Linked DNA regions of Mus musculus: regions 1 and 2 are each linked to region 3. Evidence: chromatin contacts called from ENCODE Hi-C or POLR2A ChIA-PET data. All regions are on one chromosome and are shown on one strand. The core of a region is the stretch at or near the end of the contact, and the rest is flanking DNA. Distances in the headings are between cores, read along the strand shown.

Region 1 (2,867 bases), core at 180-2,679, 170 kb after region 3:
TTAGAGAGACAGGCTTCCCTGAAAAAGTCAGATAAGCCATTCAAGCGCAGAGGGTGAGCCCCACATCATTAGAGCAGAGCATTGCACCATTATGATCCAGATTCTGACATGGCTTGCGACATTTATCTGAAGTTCAGGCATCTTGCTAGAGATGCCAAGGAAAATATTTTCAAATCACTGGGGCCTGGGGCTTCGTTTCTCCCTTTACCAGCCTGTCTGATGACCTCAGCTGGCTGTGACCTTTACCCCGCCACTTTCAGAATTTTGCCAGTTCACAAAAAAGCTTTAGACTTTTAAGTCTTGGGGAGGATTTGGAGGGTGGGGGTGGGGGTTGGGGGGACATGACATGTTGTTCAGCCTTTTGACAAGTGTGTCGGGACACATTCAGAGCTATCCTGGGATCCACTGGTTGGAATGTCTACCTCTGCACGGTTTCAGAAATCCTGCAGATTCTTCTGCTGGCTTCTTACTTCCCCAGGTTCCAATGACAGACTTTATTAAAGAGAAAAAAATATTATCTTCCCTTTAAAACTGCTTCTGCCTGTAAATCTTTCCATCTTCCTAGGGGTCATGGAGGTAGAAGCACTGGAATTCCAGTTTAAAAAAACCTAATGCTGAGACCTTGATTAGGTGATGGGATCTGGGGACTATGAACTTTCTCCTTCAAATTTGCTTGCATTGCTTAATTAAAAGAGAGGGTAGAAAAAAAAAAAACAAATGTGTCATTTCTTTAAAAACAAACAAGGTTCCAAGATAAATGAATTTAGAAGCAAACAGTGGCCTGAGGTTCCCTTTACCAGGGAAGAGTCCTGAGAGCAGTCAGCCACAAAGTCTCTGAGGATGGAGGCCTGAGGGCTTCGCTGGGCCTGTGAGTATTAGATCTTTTGTTTGCTTCTGGTTGGATTTTTATCTCGACCCACTAGCCTACTTTCCTTTGGGGACTGAGTGGCTCTCCCCGCTCCTTTCCAGAGCAATTCTCCCTGTCAGGCCACCTGGGCAGGTCGTTACAGGCTAACACAAATATTTAGAGGCTAACCGCTTCGACAGAAAAAAAAACAAACAAAAGACACTTTCTGTTAGAAATTAACTTCGGTTTTTGAGAGCAAATGTATTCCCTTATCTACCCTTGACACTTATAGGGGTGAACCAGGGGAGCCTTTGGCCTCCCCACCCAAGCTAAAGCACAGGTTATGTTGTGAAGCAAATTTAATTAGTTCAAACAAAACAATTAGAACTGGGTCCCGCCCTCAGCTGGAAGGGACATTGACCTCTGCCCGCCACAGCCTGGCCCAAGGTTGCATGCAGTTGTGCCCTGATCAGGAAGCTATTTCTGGAGCTGGGGAGAGAACCTGTCATTTCATTCCGTGCTTTCCACGTGGGGGACAAATGCCACTTGACAGGGCTGCAGGCCACTCTCTTCTGCCGTGTTTAGTGGGGAAGGGACCAGTTCTCACATACCTTTGGCAGCTTCAGAGATTTTTTTCTGGGAGCCAAGCCAAGCATTCCTATCCTTTGGGAACTGGCCCAAGAGTAGAAACTCTATGAACTTCTACTCCTGGGTTGAGCAATCTCCAAAAGTCAGTTGTGTGAGCTTGGGGAGAGAGAGGAACAGGAAGATCTAGAGCCAACCCCGGCCTATTCCATCACCAGCTACCTTAAACAAAGGGCTTGTGTTTGCAATTCTCTGCCAATGAAACCCAGTGGCTCAGACAAAGGCATCCAACAGAGTCCTGTTGTAATAATAGCTCATCCTCTTCATCCACTTGATCTCGGTTCCCTTCTGTGTTTGCTAGAACTTCAGAGATGGTCAGGAGGTAGCATTCATATGAAGAACTCAGTCTTGGCTCTGAAGGTTTGGATGCTAAGATAAGCTCTGGTTGTCTTGGTCATTTTAACTGGGTACCTCAAAGGCAGCCCAAAGAGACATCAAAAAAGGGCTTTGGTTTTAACATGAACCTTTATTCTAAATGCCGGAGTGGGTCCAGTCAAGGAGTACTGCTCTCATGGGAGCCCTGAAGTAGGAGGGAGTAGAGAGAGTTGAGGGAATGAAGGAGGCCATGAGGTTGATACAGTCTCAGCAGCTAAGGCGTTAGGATGGGTAAGACTCTTCATTAGGAATGGAGGACAAGAGCTAGATGCTAGCTGTAGGGGGGAAGCCAAAGGGTGTCATCTATTTCAAGAGGGTCATTTTTTTCTCTTCAGGAGACAGAATCCAAGGATACAATTCCAGTGCCCATGATCCAGACCCATCTCTTGCATGTTGTAGTCCCTCAGTAAGAGTGTGACAGGCAGCTCCATAGTGCCTGTGATCAGGATTCTGTCTTGTTTCCCCGCCTCCCTAGTGTGTGGCCTGCCTTCTGTGGCTCAGTACCTTACCCTTGGTGGAATTTATAACAGGAAAAGGGGAGATGCAGTGTTGCCCCATAGGACATTTCCATGTTACCCTTGTCACGTGAACTTAGACCCATGCTCATTCTTATTTATTGCAAGGGCAAGTGGGAAATGTAGTTCATATTTTTTGGCAGCTGAAAATGAGCAGATTTGTTATTGGAGAAGGGAGTGGGTTATGGGGGTGGGGATAGCCAGGGTGGTAGGGAGAGGGGTGTCTCATCATTGATCCCCACGTTCTGTAGTGAGACCTAAAACGGGGCAGCCAACTGCAACAGATCTGTCATCGAGGTCTTTTCTGTCACCAACATCAATACATTTTCTTCAACCTCAGTTTCAGCTATTTCTGGTATTTCCCCCTTTTCAGGGCAGCTGAACTTGGAAGAGGGCAGTCAGTAAACATTGTTATGCCTTTGTATTCAACATCAAATAAGGATAGAAAAAAATATTCCTAGGAGTGAGAATTTAAAACAAAGATC
Region 2 (2,900 bases), core at 391-2,890, 160 kb before region 3:
TTACAAACTGATATTTTAACCTTTTAAGTGTCGGACTTGTACCTAATTTTTAAATTATTTGCATGTTGTAGTCACCTGCACCTGTCTTCCGCATCTGTTTACACACTCCTCTGCCCAGAGCTCTGCTCTTTTATTATGGGTCCCAGCACTTTCCACATCAGTTTGTCTACATTTTTTAGCCCTTAGCTAAAAAAAGAGGAGGAGGAGGAGGAGGAGGAGGAGGAGGAGGAGGAGGAGGAGGAACGCTAAGTACTGGTCACTTCAGGAACACAACTGTTAGGTCTTAAACCCAGGACAAAGGGCTAACTAAGGTGCTTGTTTAACACCTCAAAGCGGGCCTGGCCCCTGGTTCTCTTAGCATCTGTCAGTGCTTACTACTTAACCCGATCCTTGCCCTAGTCTGCCCTCTACCCTAACGTCTCCAGTCCAGGGACTGGGCTGCCCTTCTCTTAGATGCCCTTCTTCATATAATCCAACCATTTTAGTGACCTAACCCCTTTTCTCTACCCTTTAAACTCCTGGCTCGCCTCTCTCTCCTCCTACTTCTCCCACGTGACCAGGCTCAAGGTCATGTTCAACCCTCTGGACTTTCCCAGATGTCTCTTGCCTCTGGCTATGCTTTCCCTTTTCTGGCGACTCTCTCCACCAACATACTGAGGGGCAGTCTTGTCCTTTCATTTTCTCCTCTGTCCTCCTCCCTCTCTCTCTCTTTCTCCTCCCCTCTCCTCCCCTCCCCTCCCCTCCCCTCCCCTTCCTTCCCCTCCCTCTCTCTGTCCCAGCATAGTCCCTTGTACTTGTTATTCATCCATCCAACAAACTTTCTCAAAATAACACAAAGGACCGGTAACTGCAAAGTGCAGCAGTCTTTCAAAAAGTTCGGAACTAAAACACTGCCTGTCTCAAATATCTTATTATGCCATAGTCTAGTTTAACATTCATATCCCTACTACGTTTTACGTTTCCACACTAGGACCTTTTAATGTGCTCTAACCCAAAACAAAAACTGTAGTCCCAAGTGGTGGTCCATGCCTTTAATCGCGTCAGTCAGCGGGCAAGGTCTGCTTGGTCTACATAGAGAGTTCCAGGACAGTGGAGGCTACATAGTGAAACTTTGTCTCAAAAACGAAAAGCAAAATCAAAACTGGAAATTTAGCTGTGAGTGTATGGACTCTGAAAGCATAGTTCCCTATGCCCGGTAAATAAGTCCCTAAAATACAACCCTAGGGAACTTGAGATCCCGGCTAGTTAATAAAAATCTAAGCCAGTCGAGCTTGGTCAAGAACTTCTCAAAGGTCTGCGAAGGGCAAAGGAGCCATTAACATTCTTAAGGGCAACTGCGAAATGAAACTGTAAATCGTAGGAGCCGAAAGAGCAACGTGATTCTGCAGCGGAAAATGGCTAAGGCTCACCCTAGTTCCTGTCTGGGAGACGAGGTTAGGGCAGGCCACAGGCAGGGAACAGGGGCGTGGGGATGTAAAGGCGGACCCGGCAGAGGGCAAGCCTGGAGGAGCCTGGCTGGGGCGACCAGACTAGGGGCGAGGCCAGGGAGGGCGGGGACGAGGCCCGCGGCGATGGGGAGGAGGCGTGGCGACGGCGGAAAGGGCAGGTCTGCGCGGCGGCCCACGCTCGCTCCCGAGGCGACTCGGAGTCGGGGCCGCGCGGGAGCGACCTGCGTGCGCGCTCGGGCCTGTGACCCGCTCGGGGATGGACAGCGGCTCCGTGGCGGCCGAGCGGCCGAGGCGCACACCGAGTCGCCAGCGGCTCCCGTCCTCCGGCTGCGGAGTTCCGGCGCGCCCGGGCGTCTCCACGCTGCCCGGTGGACGAAGCTGGCTGAGGCCTCGCGGACGGGCGGCCCGCGCGTCTCCGCTGTTGTTCCTCCTGCTCGTGCCCTCCCCGCGCCTGGCCGCCACCGCCACTGCCACCGCCCCGCGTAGGACGCTGGCTGAGCGCTCGCGCCCGGGGCTCGTTCTCCCCGCGGCCGCGCTCGGCGCCGGCAGGAACGCGCTGGGCCGTCTGCGGCTGGGCGCCCGGCGTGTGGCCGCGCTTGCGAGCAGCCGGAGAGGTGAGAAAGGACGGAGGGAGGGAGGGACAGCGGGTCACACAGGTGACCGGGCTGTAGCCACGCCGCCAGGGCGAGGGTTCGCAGCCCAGAGCCCCGGTGTCCTGGCTCCGGATGACACGCGTACTCGGGGCTGCCCTTGCACACCTGTTGGAGCCAGGGAAAAGTGGAAAAAGTGCTAGAAGCCGGTGCATTCAGGACCGAGGGGCGCAGATCCCTGAATGAAGAGATGACATTTCGTTTTGATTCCAAACTATTGATTCATTCATGGCCCGCTGTCGCCCATTCTCTGCCTGGCACTTTACTAGCTGTTTCGGGTAATTTGTTCAACAAAATCTTTTCTTTCCGGAGCTTACTTCAAGCAAGATATGCAGCAGGTGTTTTTCTATATGACTACACACACTTATCCATGCTAATTTTACTGTACTAATTTGACAGATAGTATAAAGAAAAATAGAGGCTTTATGTTTAGACTTGAAGAACTCTGTGCGTTTAAATTGAGTGACCAGAGCTTTGATGTGTCATTTGGGTAATTGAAGGAGGCGAGGGACACCGCTGAACTGCATAAGAAAGTAAACTAGCTGGAATGTGCTCACAGTAAATAGTAGATAAAATCTTATCGCACAGGCCAATCAGCAAACGTGGCTTAATTACTTCTTGAGTAACCTGTTTCTGGCCATTAGTGGCCATATGCACCCATGCTTTGGTTGTCTGTATTTTTTTTTCTATGAGAATTACCTGCATCTAAAATTTAAGAATACATATGGCTAGAGGAGAAACTCCTAATAGTTCTGAAAAATGAAGGACGCTTTATATGCAGATAGGAAAATGAGCAGTGAGC
Region 3 (2,780 bases), core at 159-2,658:
AGGAACAGAGAAAGGGGTGGCGGCAGGTAGAGCAAGCTAAAGGAAAGTCTGGGTTTAAGTTCCTGCTGCAACACTAAATGTTCTCAGTCACTTACTTACCATCTATCTTGCTAGACAAAGTTGAGGAACTCCAAAAGCACTGTGTAGCTTTTAAGTTTGGGGAGAATTTCTTAGGGTCTACAGACTTTATGCACGTAGAAACTGCAATACTTACTCGGCCTCTGAAGCTGTAGTTAGCTGCTCTAATACAGCATCTGGAAGCAGCTTTCTTTTCTTTGGGGATAAAGACATTTGATGACAAGTTAAAGTGAGGTACAGGTATGCCTGGAGATAACTTCTAACGTTACTCATTTCGAACAGTCCTGAATTCGGGCCAATCTGTGAATACGTCCCTGCTGCCTCTAAACCGACAACATTAAGACTGGATTTAGAAAGCCCAATACAGGCCGGACATGGTGGCGCACGCCTTTAATCCCAGCACTCAGGAGGCAGAGGCAGGCGGATTTCTGAGTTCGAGGCCAGCCTGGTCTACAAAGTGAGTTCCAGGACAGCCAGGGCTATACAGAGAAACCCTGTCTCGGAAGAAAAAAAAAAAAAAAAAAAAAAAAAAGAAAAGAAAAGAAAGCCCAATACATTCCCTGTCATTTTACCCAAAGTAGCTCAACGTTCAAGTATCCCGGCTACTAACTGAAAGGTATTTAGGTATGGCCACTCGAAATCAGATCTCTGGGGTGCGAAAAAAGAAATCATTAGCTCCAGCCTAGAATTTTAAAAACTCAAGCAAACCTCACCACCTCTGGAAGCCTGTAAGACCTACTGTCAGGGATAGATGAGTGTCAGTGCTTCCACGCCTACTTTGAATTACGGCAGACTCCAAGAAACGCCAATGGCCCTTGCACCTCTCCAGTACCCTATCCTTTAAGGAGCTTTTAGCAAGGGAACTCTAGCCCCGGCCGAGTTTACATAAGCGACAAGTCCCGCGTCCAACCTTCTGTTCGATGAACAGCTCCTCGCGCCGTTTCCTCTTCTCCTTCAACAGCGTTTTATCCCTGGAAGGAAAGGAGTCGGGTCAGCGCCGGCCGAGCCTGGGGAGTCCCGAGGCGCCAACATTCCCGGGCGCTGCACCTGCGAGCACTCGCGCGCACGCGCAGCTCCTCCTCCCGGGCTTCCGCCTGGGCGCTGGCGAAAGTCAGCTCCTCCGGGGCTTCGTCGTCCGCGTCCTCCTCCTCGTCCAGGGGCTCGGCGGCCGCGCCACTGCTAGGCTGCGCGAGCAGCAGGCCGTGCTCCGCCTCCTCCTCCTCCGAGGCCGCCTGGTCCTCGTCCACCATCGCCTCAGCCGGCGCGGGAATACGCGACAAGCGGGGCCGGAGCTGCACCATGGCAAACGGAAAGGCGGCTGTCTGACCCTTGACCCGGAAGCAGCCGTGCGCGGTGCGCGCTCTCTACGCCCTCTGCTGGTTCGGAGGCCGCGAAACGTGCTGAGGCGCGTGCGCGGGAGGGCGGGGCTTTTCATGGCTGAGACGGGGGGGGGGGGTAAGAGGGCGTGGTTTCGTGCTGCTAGGTGTCGCCGCCTTTTTTTTTTTTTTTTTTTTTTTTTCTCCCCCAGGTTGCTTAGATCTATGGAACAGAGGCAAGGGTATAATAAATAACGAAATAAATGACCATCGTTGCTTGTGAGATGCATCCCTGTATGTATTGTGTACGACCCACCCCCATCACCACCCCCACCCCCTCCAACCCTTGCAATCCTCTGCCCATATATTTTTTGGGAATACATGGCCCACGTGATGTCTTTTACCAGCTATACAGTAGGAAATGATTCTTCATTCCCTAATCTATCCGTGCACTTGGATGAGCTGTCCTCTCTGATATGTGTTCCCCTACGCAGAACGGTTGACTTTCAACGTCCCACCCAGAGACCATGGCATGTTTAGTTACACTATTCTCTAAATACTCAAGTCACCTGGCTGTTGCTTCTACCATTCTAAAGTCATTGATTTCTAATGTCACACTATATGTTCGACAAATGGTTAGTTAACATATATACTTCCTACTTCTAAACCTTATCCCCCCCCCCCTCTTGTTTAGAAGCAGTTTCCAATTTAAAAAGAACAAATAAGTGTGGATAAAAAGATCAAAACAAGGCCTGTAGGTGGTGGTGCATGCCTTTCATCCTAGTGGTGCGGGGCAGAGGCAGGAGGAACTCTTGTGAGTCTAGGCCAGCCTGGTCTATGGAGTGAGTTCCAGGAAAGCCAAGGCTACACAGAGAAACCCTGTCTCAGAAACAAAACAAAACAAGAACTGCTAGAGACATCGTAGGCAGAGAAGGATGGGGAGGGTGGCTCTGAAACGTCTGGGCTCGGTCAGATAGAAAATACAAATGAAAAACATTCTCTGAGTCCGGCAGAGTAGTGCACGCCTGAAATCCCAGCACTCGGGAAGCCGAAGCAAGAACATCTTAAAGTCTGGGCCAGCCTGAACTAAAGTGAAACCTATTGCAAGAAAACAAATGTTTGCATCAGCAGACCCCTACAGTAACTAGCATTGAGAGAGGTTAAACTGAAGCCCGGTGACAACCTACCAAAAGCATGTGATGGTCCATACGTGTAGATGCCGCATTAAAGTGTCACAGAGGGCAGGAGAGACGGCTCGGCAGTTAAGAGAACTTCAACTTACTGCTTGCTCTTCCAGAGAACCTTAGTTCAGTTTCTAGTACCTATGTCAAGCAGCACACAACCACTTTTTTTTGTTGTTTTGTTTTGTTTTGTTTTTCGAGACAG

Evidence for each region. A loop is a pair of places that touch in the nucleus more often than their neighbours do. ChIA-PET counts read pairs that join two places held with the same protein, here RNA polymerase II (POLR2A).
Region 1: POLR2A ChIA-PET joins it to region 3 with 15 read pairs in Patski. The contact joins the enhancer-like site here to the promoter of Nol7 in region 3. POLR2A ChIA-PET finds 5 or more read pairs at or near these places in 2 of 5 experiments (Patski and embryonic stem cell).
Region 2: a loop to region 3 is called in a map of heart, with 2.7 times the contacts of the local background. The contact joins the promoter of Mcur1 here to the promoter of Nol7 in region 3. A Hi-C loop is called at or near these places in 8 of 37 maps with a recorded cell type or tissue (T-helper 17 cell, heart and left cerebral cortex). POLR2A ChIA-PET finds 5 or more read pairs at or near these places in 2 of 5 experiments (Patski and embryonic stem cell).

The regions. Positions count from the first base shown.
Region 1 is chr13:43,230,788-43,233,654 of GRCm38, reverse strand. All of the region lies in intron 1 of Gfod1 (glucose-fructose oxidoreductase domain containing 1), which reads left to right. Among named protein-coding and RNA genes, the nearest start is that of Gm40929, 60 kb to the right of the region's middle. Within about 2 kb of position 1,429, at least 3 of the 3 ENCODE cell types and tissues checked have a DNase peak (open chromatin) inside an H3K27ac peak, as active enhancers do.
Region 2 is chr13:43,558,931-43,561,830 of GRCm38, reverse strand. Mcur1 (mitochondrial calcium uniporter regulator 1) reads left to right here and starts at 1,640. Exons shown (of 9, transcript NM_001081059.3): 1 at 1,640-2,062. The coding sequence starts at 1,705.
Region 3 is chr13:43,397,004-43,399,783 of GRCm38, reverse strand. It overlaps Nol7 (nucleolar protein 7), which reads right to left and starts at 1,408. Exons shown (of 8, transcript NM_023554.2): 1 at 1,126-1,408; 2 at 989-1,049; 3 at 215-273. The coding sequence starts at 1,379.